3 separate regions of the Homo sapiens genome follow, and regions 1 and 2 are each linked to region 3. A link is a contact called in ENCODE Hi-C or POLR2A ChIA-PET data. All regions are on one chromosome and are shown on one strand. The core of a region is the stretch at or near the end of the contact, and the rest is flanking DNA. Distances in the headings are between cores, read along the strand shown. Region 1 holds the start of TMEM134 (transmembrane protein 134). Region 2 holds the start of TOP6BL (TOP6B like initiator of meiotic double strand breaks). Region 3 holds the start of KDM2A (lysine demethylase 2A).

Region 1 (3,493 bases), core at 994-3,493, 350 kb before region 3:
GCTGACATGGGTCTGATGGAAGGCAGGGGAGAGGAAGGAACCTGGGAAGTGAAAGAGGGTAAGTGAATTAACATAACTCGAGAGGGGCCTTATTCATAGTGTTGATGTGTAACAAACAGAAGTAGACTTGACTCAGCTCTGTACATGAGGCCATAAAATGAACATGAGGCCGGGTGTGGTGGCTCATACCCAGCACCTTGGGAGGCCGAGGTGGGCAGATCACGCCTGTAATCCTAGCTACAGGGGAGGCTGAGGCAGGAGAATCGCTTGAACCCAGGGGGCGGAGGTTGCAGCAAGCCGAGATCTTGCCACTGCACTCCAGCCCGGGTGACGGTGCGAGACTCTGTCTCAAAAATAATAATAATAATAATAATAATAATAAGGCAGGGCACTGTGGCTCATGCCTGTAATCCCAGCCTCCTCGGGAGGCTGAGGCAGGAGAATCACTTGAACCCAGGAGGTGGAGGTTGCAGTGAGCTGAGATCGCACTCCAGCTTGGGCAACAGAGCGAGACCCTGTGTCGAAAAAAACAAAAACAAAAAAGAACTCTTGACTAAGGTCCATAAAGCTCTCAAGGCTCTGGGGCCCATCTACTCCTCCCAGGCTCATCAAGTCGGCCTGCCCCTTTCCTTGCTGCTCAGCCACACTGGTTTTCTCACATTCTTCCTCCACAGGCCAAGCTCCTTCCCACCTCCTGGCCTTTGAACGTGCTGTTCCCTGGTGCCAGGAAAACACTGAACCTTGCTTTTCTCACAGCTGGCTCCTTCATCATCGGCATTCCTGCTCAAATGTCACCTCTTGGAAAGGTCATCTTTGAGTACGAAATCTAAAGTCAGTTTTGCATCACACAGCACTTGAAACTGTCTCATTTTGCACTGTTTTATTCACCACTGTATCTATAGTGCCCAAAACAGTGTTTGGCCCTAAATAGATGCTTAATAAATACTTGTGGCAGAAATGAATGAGGGGTTTGCCAAAGTCCCAAGTACTTACAAGTGGTAGAATGGGGATTTGAAACCAGGTCCACCTAATTCATAGAGTACTTCTGCTCTTCCACCCCCACCGCCCCCCACCACGGTTCATTTTTTTTTTATGGAGTCTTGCTCTGTTGCCCAGGCTGGAGTGCAGTGGTGTGATCTCCACTCACTACAACCTCTGCCTCCAGGGTACAAGCGATTCTCCTGCCTCAGCCTCCCAAGTAGCTGGGATTACAGGCACTGGTCACCGTGCCCAGCTAATTTTTGTATTTTTAGTAGAGACTGGGTTTCACCATGTTGGCCAGGCTGGTCTCAAACTCCTGACCTCAAGTGATCCACTCTCCTTGGCCTCCCAAAGTGTGAGCCACCGTGCCCTGCCAAGAGTTCAGATTTTATTCTAAGTGCAATGGAAAACCAAGGGAAGGTTTTTTTGTTTGTTTTGTTTTGTTTTTTGAGACGGAGTCTTGCTCTGTCGCCCAGGCTGGAGTGCAGTGGCTCAATCTCGGCTCACTGCAACATCTGCCTCCCGGGTTCAAGCAATTCTTCTGCCTCAGCCTCCCAAGTAGCTGGGACTATAGGCATGCACTACCACGCCCGGCTAATTTTTGTATTTTTAGTAAAGACGGGGTTTCGCCTTTTGGCCAGGCTGGTCTTGAACTCCTGACCTCAAGTGATCCACCCGCCTCGGCCTCCCAAAGTGCTGGGATTACAGGAGTGAGCCACCGAGCCAGGCCAGCAGCAAAATTTTTAAAAAGGGTTTTCAGAATAACACACGCAGATAAAAAGATTTGTTTTAAAAGATCACTTCGGCTGCTGCGTGGAGACTGACTGGAAATTGGAAGACACATAAGCTCTCTGAGCCTCGGTTTCCACATTTGCAAAAATGGGGAGAGCACCCCTCCGGTGCGGGGCTGTTGTGAGTAAGGTGGGGAAACAGTTCCCAGGAGTCTCCTTGGCACTCGAGGAACAGGCTGCGGTGCAAAAGGCCCTGTCAGGGACCTGGAGGTTGGGGCGTGGAAGCCCCTCCAAGCCCCCGCACATACACGCCTGGGGGATGTGTCCGAGCCCGGCACGGGCTGTCGCTTGCCATGGCGGCCACTGAGTGGCGTCACGGGGCGGGCGCGCTCCGTCTGGAAGAGGCTCCCACCCATCAGCCCGCTCAGGGCTCGGCAACTCTGGCCTGCTTAGGGCGGACGGGGGCGGGACCGGCGCGTGGGGCGGAGCCAGGGTCGGAGGGGCGGGGCATGCGGGGGCGGGGCAGCGGCGACGCTGGGTGTGTGGGCGCAGATGGCGGCGGCGCACGGCGCCTGAGCGGGCCGGGGCCATGAGCGCCGCCCGGCCCCAGTTCAGCATTGATGATGCCTTCGAGCTGTCCCTGGAGGACGGGGGCCCTGGGCCCGAGTCCAGCGGGGTCGCGCGCTTTGGGCCGCTGCACTTCGAGCGTCGGGCCCGGTTCGAGGTGGCTGACGAGGACAAGCAGTCCCGGCTGCGCTACCAGGTGAACCGCCCGGCCCACCTAACCCCCTGCCCCCGGCCGGACGGGACCCCAGGCCGGGCCCCAAAGGCCTCAACTCGGGGAAGCATCTGCCTAGAGGCCCCAGCTGAAGCGCGAGACCGCCCCCCCGCCCCGCGGACGTGACTCTTGATCCAGAGCCCTGCCCAGGCCCTCCCGGTTCCCATACCGGGCCCCAGCCAGCCGGGAAGAGCCCAGTGCCCGGGCCCGGGAGCTCATCCCTCAGCTCCAGCTGGGGAACCCAACCGGATTCCCCACTCATCCTGGCTACTCGCACCTGGCCCCCGCTGGGTTGGGGGAGCTCCTCTGTATCTGAACCAGACCTTGCCCCACACGCAGGAGCATCCCCTGTGCCCCAGGCCAGCTAAGCTGATGGGAACCCGCACGCCTTTCTCTATTCTGAAAGCCCTCTCCCTAATCCCACCACCACCCCTAAGAGCTGGAGCTCCTCTCACATGACCAGTCCTTGCCCACCCTTTGGCTCCCACTAAACCAGAAAAACCCATTTTCCCAGAAAACCTCCACCAACCCTAGGCTGCTTTTCTTGGAGACCTGGACCAGAACCCTGTGCCTTGAACCTGGGAACTCTGGGCCTGGCCTTTCCTGGCACCCCAATTCCCAAGCTCCCATTCTAGGCCACTGAATGAGAGCTCCACCCTAACCCAAAGTTGGGAGCTCTCCTTTCCCTGGGATCTATGCAGGCTCCTGCTCCCCAAAGCCCTGGCATCCACCCACCTCCTACCTGGTTTCTGTGAATCACCAAACCCGTTCTGCGGGGAGGGCAGAGGGCCAGGTGAACAGCTGCCAGGCGGCCAGGCAAATGGTTGTGTAGGCCTGCTTTTCTCTTCCCGGGAGGGAGTGAGGAAGGGCCCCAGCCCAGCAACCCCCCTGAGACCTGTGTTCTGCAACAGAACCTGGAGAACGATGAGGATGGAGCCCAGGCCTCTCCGGAGCCGGATGGGGGAGTCGGCACCAGGTTAGGGCCAGGTGGGGACCCAACCCT
Region 2 (3,787 bases), core at 1,273-3,772, 370 kb after region 3:
ACACAATATTTTAAGTTGAACAGGACTCCAAGATGTCTGGGTAAAACATTTAATCGACCGGGTGTGGTAGCTCACACCTGTAATCCCAGCACTTCGGGAGGTTGAGGCGGTGGATCACCTGAGGTCAGGAGTTCAAGATCAGCCTGGCCAATATGGTGAAACCCCATCTCTACTAAAAATACAAAAATTAGCCGGGTGTGGTGGTGTGTGCCTGTAGCCCCAGCTACTTAGGAGGCTGAGGCAGGAGAATTGCTTGAACTCGGGAGGTGGAGGCCACAGTGAGCCAAGATTGGGTCACTGCGCTCCAGCCTGGGCAACAGCAACACTCCGTTTCAAAAAGAAAAAAAAAAACACATTTATTCGAGACAAATTGAAAATAAAATATATTTCATTTATTTTTGGGGGGAGAGAGGGGACAGAGTCTCACTCTGACTCCCAGGCTGGAGTGCAGTGATGGCATCATCATGGTTCACTGCAGCCTCAACCTCCCGGGCTCAGGTGATCCTCCCACCTCAGCCTCCCAGGTAGCTGGAAGTGCAGCCGCCTGCCACCACACCCTGCTAATTTTTTTTTTTTGAGATGGAGTTTTGCTCTTGTAGCCCAGGCTGGAGTGCAATGGTGCGACCTCAGCTCACTGCAACCTCCGCCCCCTGGGTTCAAGCGATTCTCCTGCCTCAGCCCCACAAGTAGCTAGGATTACAGGCATGTGCCACCACACCTGGCTAATTTTGTATTTTTAGTAGTGACGGAGTTTCTCCATTTTGATCAGGCTGGTCTTGAACTCCCGACCTCAGGTGATCCGCCTGCCTCGGCCTCCCAAAGTGCTGGGATTACAGGCGTGAGCCACCGCTAATTTTTGTATTTTTTTCAGAGACGGAGTTTCCTCATGTTAGCCAGGCTGGTCTTGAACTCCTGATCTCAAGTGATCTGCCCGCCTCGGTCTCCCAAAGTGCTGAGAATACAGGCTACCCACCGCGCCCGGCCAACTCCCATTATTATTCATGCAAACAGATTCTCACTTTTACAGGGAGGCAACACAAGGAAAATTATTACCCCCTTTTTAAAGGCAGGGAGATCTGGGAACTAAGATCCTCATTTGTACCAGTTAACAAGAATGGTTTCCAGGTACGTGTAGAGTCTAACTATTCCTTCACACGTCCTCTGTTACGATATTCCCATATCGGGCCGGGCACGGTGGCTCACGCCGGTCCCAGCACTTTGGGAGGCGGAGGCGGGCAGATCACTTGAGGTCAGAAGTTCAAGACCAGCCTGGCCAACATGGTGAAAACCTGTCTCTACTACAAATACAAAAATGAGCCAGGTGTAGCGGCGTGCGCCTGTAATCCCAGCTACTCGGGAGGCTGAGACAGGAGAATCCCTTGAACCCGAGAGGCGGAGACTGCGGTGAGCCGGGATCACGCCACTGCACTCCAGCCTGGGCGAAAGAGCGAGACTCCGTCTCAAAAAACAAACAAACAAACAAACAAACAAACAAACCCTAAAGATATTCTCATGTCGGTATGACAGCGCAGTTGGGAAAAGAACACTGGCCTATGAGTCAGCGCCCTGGGTTCTAGCCTAGGTTCGGTTATTTGTAAAATGGAATCCCGCCGCCTTCTTTGATGACAACAAACAGGCAGGACGCCCGGGGGTACTCTCTCAGGTGCCCTCAGAGCCTGTGCTTCTGTCACCTGCCCAGTACCCCTCACAAACAGCAGCTCAACGTCCCATTGGGCACCGGCCGTGAAAGTGGGTAATGAAATGAGCACACGGGGCGTGGCCGGCGCCAGGCGCTCAGTGCCGTCTTCCAGAGCAGCTCCCCGAGCACAGGTGTGGCCTCTGAACCTCGCCCTTCCACGTCCAGCTGCTTCGAACCCAGAAACCTGCACCTGCACCGGGGCCTAAAAAAACTCTCCCTCGCTCCCAGTCTGCACTGGGTCCCTCCTTGCCTCTGTCCTGGCGCCCCGACTCCCCCCACCCCGCCCCGCAACGCCAGGGCTTGCCCCATTCCTTTCCTTCTTTCCGCGCCCCCTCCCAGCACCCGGTGCATGGAAGGCGCTGGGCTCCGGCAGGCACCTCCGAGGCTGCGTCAGGCTCTGCCCCTGGGTGTCCGCCGGTGCTCGGCAAACGCCGCAGCTTTCTGAGCCGTAGGCTGGAGAGAGGGCGTCGTTCCCCCACAGAGTACCCCGCGAGCGAGAGCCCTCATCTGCTCCTACTTCCTCGCTTCCCCGTGGGAGACGGGCCTCGATTCCCGAACCTTCCTCCTTCACCTTAGGCGACGCCCGACCCCTCTGCCCAAACTTCGCGGTCTCCTCACAAAGCCCGTCTCCTCAGAAAGTGTCCTCCGCTTTCTCTCCCTTCCCAGCATCACCTCGAACACGGCCACGGCCGTCCCCTCCATGCCGCGCAGGGAACAGCGGCAACGCCCAGTCGAAGGGTACCCGCCCGCCGCCGCCGCCGCCGCCGCCGCCCCCTCCTCAGCCCGGGCTTGGAACTCCGCCAGTGCCCACGCCCGAGTCCACGCCCACGCCCGGCAGCGCGAGCCCATCCCTTCCCGCGCGCGCGCCTGCGCCCGCGCACGCCCCGCCCACCTGCCCGCCGCGCCTGCGCACTCGACGCTGCAGGGCCCCGAGACCGCGAACCGCCGCCGGGAGCCACCTAGAGCCTCTGAGCGCCGCGGGTGCCAGTGGGCCCGCAGGTGGGAGGTTCGGGGCGGGGAAGAGCCCGCGAGAGGCGGCCAAGGCTGGAGGTGAGCGGGAATGAGGCCAGGCCACGACTCCTCCCTCCTCTCAAAGATAGTTTCCCACGGTGGCGGCGAGATGCGGCCCTTGGCCCTAATCCGGGCTTTGGCCGCCCTTCGCGCTTTCCAGGACCCTTCCCTCGGCCGGGAGGGGCGACGGTAACGGCGCGGGGCTACCAAGCGGGTTCGTGACCCCTCCAACAGCCTTGTCTGCGGCGGGGGCTGCCCCAGGCCAAGCCCTGGGTCCCAGACTTAGCAAAGAAAAAGACGGCCAATTAAAATTGAATTTCATATAGACAGCGAATTTTTTTTATAACCATACACATATCTCGGCAATTTTTGGGACATATACTAAAAAATTACTAATCTGAAATTAAAAACGACGCCCTGGGCCGGGCGCAGTGGCTCACGCCCGTCATCCCAGCACTTTTGGAGGCCGAAGCGAGTGGATCACCTGAGGTCAGGAGTTCGAGACCAGCCTGGCCAACATGGTGAAACCCCGTCTCTACTGAAAATACAAAAATTAGCCGGGCGTGGTGGCGGGCGCCTGTAATCCCAGCTACTCGGGAGGCTGAGGCAGGATAATTGCTTGAACCTGGGAGGCGGAGGTTGCAGTGAGCCGAGATCGCGTCATTGCACTCCAACCTGGGCAAAAAGAGCGAAACTCTGTCTCAAAAAAAGAAAAAACGACCCCCCGTCTTTTACCTTACAACCAGCCCCAAGCATCTCCCAGCCTAATCCAGGGGGACCAGCTTCCCCCGCAAAGGTGGGACCTGGGAGTCGACCCCTCCCTATCCAGGCCCCTTTCCACGTTTGACTGCACTGAATGTGCCAAGACCAGGAGCTGGCTTTTCTGGGCTCTGGCTGACAGGAGAAGCTCTGGGGTTTTCCAAGTGCATTCCTGGCTGGAATAAGGAGGTCCTGCAGAGTCCCAGCTGCTGCTCTCTGCCAGGTTCCGGGAGGGGCATGGTGACAGGGGCTTAAGCCTATAACTGCTGGTGATCTGACAGCCAAAAGAAAACCCTGATGAGAGATTCCTGCCTGGCA
Region 3 (3,354 bases), core at 456-2,955:
GATTACAACTAGCAAGGATCTCCTTCATGGCAGCATCAGCAAGAAAAAAAAAAAGCCCAGGACTTTTATCTCCAGAGAGCTGACCAGGTGAAGCACCACTGAACTAATCCAGATCCTAACCAAATTAGTTCTCTCTCACCGGTAATCAGAAACTAAAGGAAAGAAGGGCAAACTGACTATGTAAAAAGAGGACAAAAAATTAGGATTTAAATGACCCCAAAACAATTTCCCATACCCCTCCTGTAAGGCCGTGCACAATCGTCGCCTTCCTTTCTAGACTCCCCGGATCTTATCATTCCCAAATCTACCCTCCACCCCAACACAAGATGTGCACAACTCTGAAACAAATTTCAGAGGTGCAAATCAAGGACCAAAATTCCATCTGATCTTTTTGGATAAAGTAATAAAATAAACGATTGCATCTAAGGATACAAGGAAAATACATCTTGTCCAAAAATTAAATAAAAGACCGGCCGGCGCGACGGTCAATCCGTAATACCAAGAAAGGGTTTTCTTTTTTCTAAATATTCTCGTGGATAATGGCTTCCATTGAGAACACAGGTTCCCCCCGTTTTTGTCACTACATTACAGCCACGTTAACAGCATCCTTTCAAAACTGCTACGAGACCAGAGGACCCGATGACACAGTTTGCAGAGCAGTTAGAGGCAGAGCCCTCCCGGAGGAAGCCCTGGCCCGAAGTCGGGAGGGAAACCGTGCTTGCACCCCCTGGGCGACGACCGCCTGGGCATGGAGCAGCCAGGGCCGGAGAGGAAAAAGGGCGAATCTCGCTGGGCTCCCCCAGGAAAAGGCGTTTCAATGGTTCACCCATCGGAAAAAGAGATAGAAACTTTGCATTCAGTCTTTGGATAACACAGTCAACCAAACTTCCAAATGAGGGGGGGGAGGGGGAAACTCACCGGAGATTCTGCTCTTGAGTTCTTGTCCAAGTGAGAAGTAAAAGATTCCAAAGCTGAGAGGAATAATTAAATCCCAAACGTCGTCTTCGGTTTTTCCGTGGATCAACCCAGTATCCAGAGAGGGTCAGAGCGACCAGGAAAAGGGAGCAAACAGTTGCTGAATCAAACCTTCTCTTCTGGCTTTGGAGACCGGGAGTCGGAGGCGTCAGGAGAGAGGAGCGCGACCCCTCGGCGCCGAGCCCGGGGCGCCCCCGCCTCCCCCAGGCCAGCGGTCAGCAGCCCGGGCCCGAGCCCCGGGCCGGCCCCGGCCGCAGGGAGCGCCCTCCTCGCCGTGCCCTCGGCCAGCAGGGGCTGGTCGCCTGCGGGAGCAGCGGCCGATCAGCTGAGACCGGCCGGCCCGAGGCTCCCCGCGCCGCCCCGGCCCCCCGGAACGCGGGCCCCGGCCCCGGGGGGCGGACAGGGCGGGAGCGGCGCGGCGCGCCGGGATGGGGGCCCTGGCTCCCCTCGCGTCTCCCCCTCAGGTCTGGCTCCGCGCTGCGGGACGAGCCCCCCGGCTACTCCCCAGTCGCAGAAGAGGGATTCCGGGGGATGGGCCCCCTGGCGTTGCCCCTCCTCCCGGAGCGTCCCCTGCCCAGGAAAGACAGAGCGGCCACGGGCCCAGCCGCTGGGAAGGTGCTCCGAGAGCCGCCGCCGCCGCCGCCGCTGCCGGGGAGGGGTGTTGTTTCCCTCACACAGGAGGAGCCGCTGAAGCAGCCGCCGCCATTTTGAACCCGTCAGACTCTCACATACACACAGCTCCTCCGAGGCGCACTGCGCAGGCGCCACCTCCCCACCCCTCCTCCAGCTCGCCTCTCCACCCCCCCACCCCCTTCAGGCCTCCCTGCGCTTCTTACCGCTCTCCCGGGCGCGCGTGAACGCGCACGCGTCACTCCCCTCTAACGCGGACACACCGCCGGCGCGCGCACGCGCGGATGCGTCGGCCTCGAATCGCCCGCGCCCCGCGACGCCGACGCGGCTCCCTGCGCCCCCTCGCGTCAGGCCGCCCGCCCTCCCTCCCTCCCGCCAGCCCGCCGCCCCCGCTCCCCGTCGGCGTTCTTCCAGGGCTCGGGCCTGGCTGGCTGCTCGCGCCTGCGCGCAGGGCACCGATCCTCCTCCGCGCGCCCTCCCCCCACACACCCTCACACACACTTCGCCTCTGCGACCCCGCCCCTCGCGGCCAGCTGTGCTGGCCGCCCTCCCCCACCCCCCTGGGAGGGTGGTGACCCCCGACCCCCCACAAAGCACATCACCCCCCCCAAGCAGTGGGAGATCTGCGTCCCCTTCCCCTTCAACCGCCTTTGGCCCCAGGCTGCCCGTCACAGTCACACAACCTGAGGGCCGGGAGGCCTGGGCCAGGGCAACCGATACCCGCCTCAAAGCAGGGTCTCCCGGGGTCAAGCCGCCGGGCTGGGCCCGCGGGACCTGGGCTCCCGGCTCAGGCCTGCCCAGGGCGAGAGGGCGCAGGGAAGGGGCGCATGGCCGCCGGCTGCCCTCCCTTCGCGTGCCGGCCGGTGGGCCGAGGCCGGCTTGCCCGCCATTCCCGGGCAGGCCCCGGCGCCGCCGCCACGGGGCCCGTCTGCCCTGGGCCCGGGGGCTCCTCGGTGCAGCGGCCTGGCCCCGCCTCACCCACTGCTCGTCGCTCCGAAGGGGCAGGAAACAGGAGTAGCATGTCTGTCCTGGGCTCGGCTCCCCGGGGGTGCTGCAGGCGCTTAACAAGGGCGTCCACAGGTACCAGGCGCAGAAGCGGTCTCCGCGACGGCCCGGGGGCGGTGGCGGCCGGCGCGCCCACCGCCGGCCGGAGGCGCCCGGCGAGGTGGCCCAGGAAGCCCCCGCTCCTCGGCCACGCTCAGCTTTCCGCCGCGCCGGTGCCCCCGGCGGCCCGGGTGGGACGTGACCCCGCCCCCGGCGAGTCGGGGCGCCCCCCACGGAGGGGTGCGCGGGCCGCCCCCGGCCCCCGGCCCGACCCTGCCGCCCTGGGCCGTGGCGGGCGCGGGAGGCCCGGCCGGGAAGATGTCTCCTGTTGGTGCGCGCAGCTTCGCGCGGGGGTCAGCGACGGGGCAGCAGCCGCCCGAGCTGCGCCGGCCCTGCCCACGGACCGACTCCCGCGGCCCGACAGCTGCCCGACGGGCCAGCAGGCTCCGAACGTCGACGGAGCCCGGCCGGAGGTACCCGAGCAGTGCCATGCGAGCAGCCCAGCCGCGATCCGGGCATTTCCCCAGCCAATCTCTTGCTCTGGGGCCCGTTTAAATTCTAAATCCCACAAAGGACGGTGGCTGGGGCGTTACACATCGGGGTTGGCACTATTGGCTCCACTACGCCCTTGCTGAGCGGTGTCACACAAATCTTTTTCTCCCTGCCTTGGTTTCCCACTCTTTAAGCTCTGACTCCTGGAAGCAG

The links. Hi-C counts contacts between places; a loop is a spot of excess contacts on that map. ChIA-PET counts read pairs that join two places held with the same protein, here RNA polymerase II (POLR2A). Pooled maps may share reads with other maps.
Region 1: a loop to region 3 is called in a pooled map, with 35 times the contacts of the local background. The contact joins the promoter of TMEM134 here to the promoter of KDM2A in region 3. A Hi-C loop is called at or near these places in 3 of 37 single-sample maps with no recorded cell type and 10 of 50 pooled maps. POLR2A ChIA-PET finds 5 or more read pairs at or near these places in 1 of 52 experiments (A673).
Region 2: a pooled map shows a loop between it and region 3 (8-fold over the local background). The contact joins the promoter of TOP6BL here to the promoter of KDM2A in region 3. A Hi-C loop is called at or near these places in 7 of 50 pooled maps. POLR2A ChIA-PET finds 5 or more read pairs at or near these places in 3 of 52 experiments (Caco-2, T-cell and activated CD8-positive, alpha-beta memory T cell).

The regions. Positions count from the first base shown.
Region 1 is chr11:67,468,001-67,471,493 of GRCh38, reverse strand. It overlaps TMEM134 (transmembrane protein 134), which reads left to right and starts at 2,243. Exons shown (of 7, transcript NM_025124.4): 1 at 2,243-2,475; 2 at 3,402-3,466. The coding sequence starts at 2,302. RefSeq lists enhancers at 1,839-2,018, 2,007-2,631 and silencers at 2,169-2,308, 2,519-2,658.
Region 2 is chr11:66,743,504-66,747,290 of GRCh38, reverse strand. It overlaps TOP6BL (TOP6B like initiator of meiotic double strand breaks), which reads right to left and starts at 2,522. Exons shown (of 15, transcript NM_001302084.2): 1 at 2,372-2,522. It also overlaps a transcript of SPTBN2 not described here. RefSeq lists enhancers at 1,664-1,753, 2,194-2,303, 2,795-3,295 and silencers at 1,934-2,033, 2,444-2,833.
Region 3 is chr11:67,117,614-67,120,967 of GRCh38, reverse strand. It overlaps KDM2A (lysine demethylase 2A), which reads right to left and starts at 1,705. Exons shown (of 21, transcript NM_012308.3): 1 at 919-1,705. LOC107984341 (a long non-coding RNA gene) reads left to right here and starts at 2,620. Exons shown (of 2, transcript NR_160735.1): 1 at 2,620-3,354. RefSeq lists silencers at 564-653, 1,179-1,318, 1,499-1,568, 1,709-2,148, 2,329-2,608 and 2 more and an enhancer at 2,219-2,268.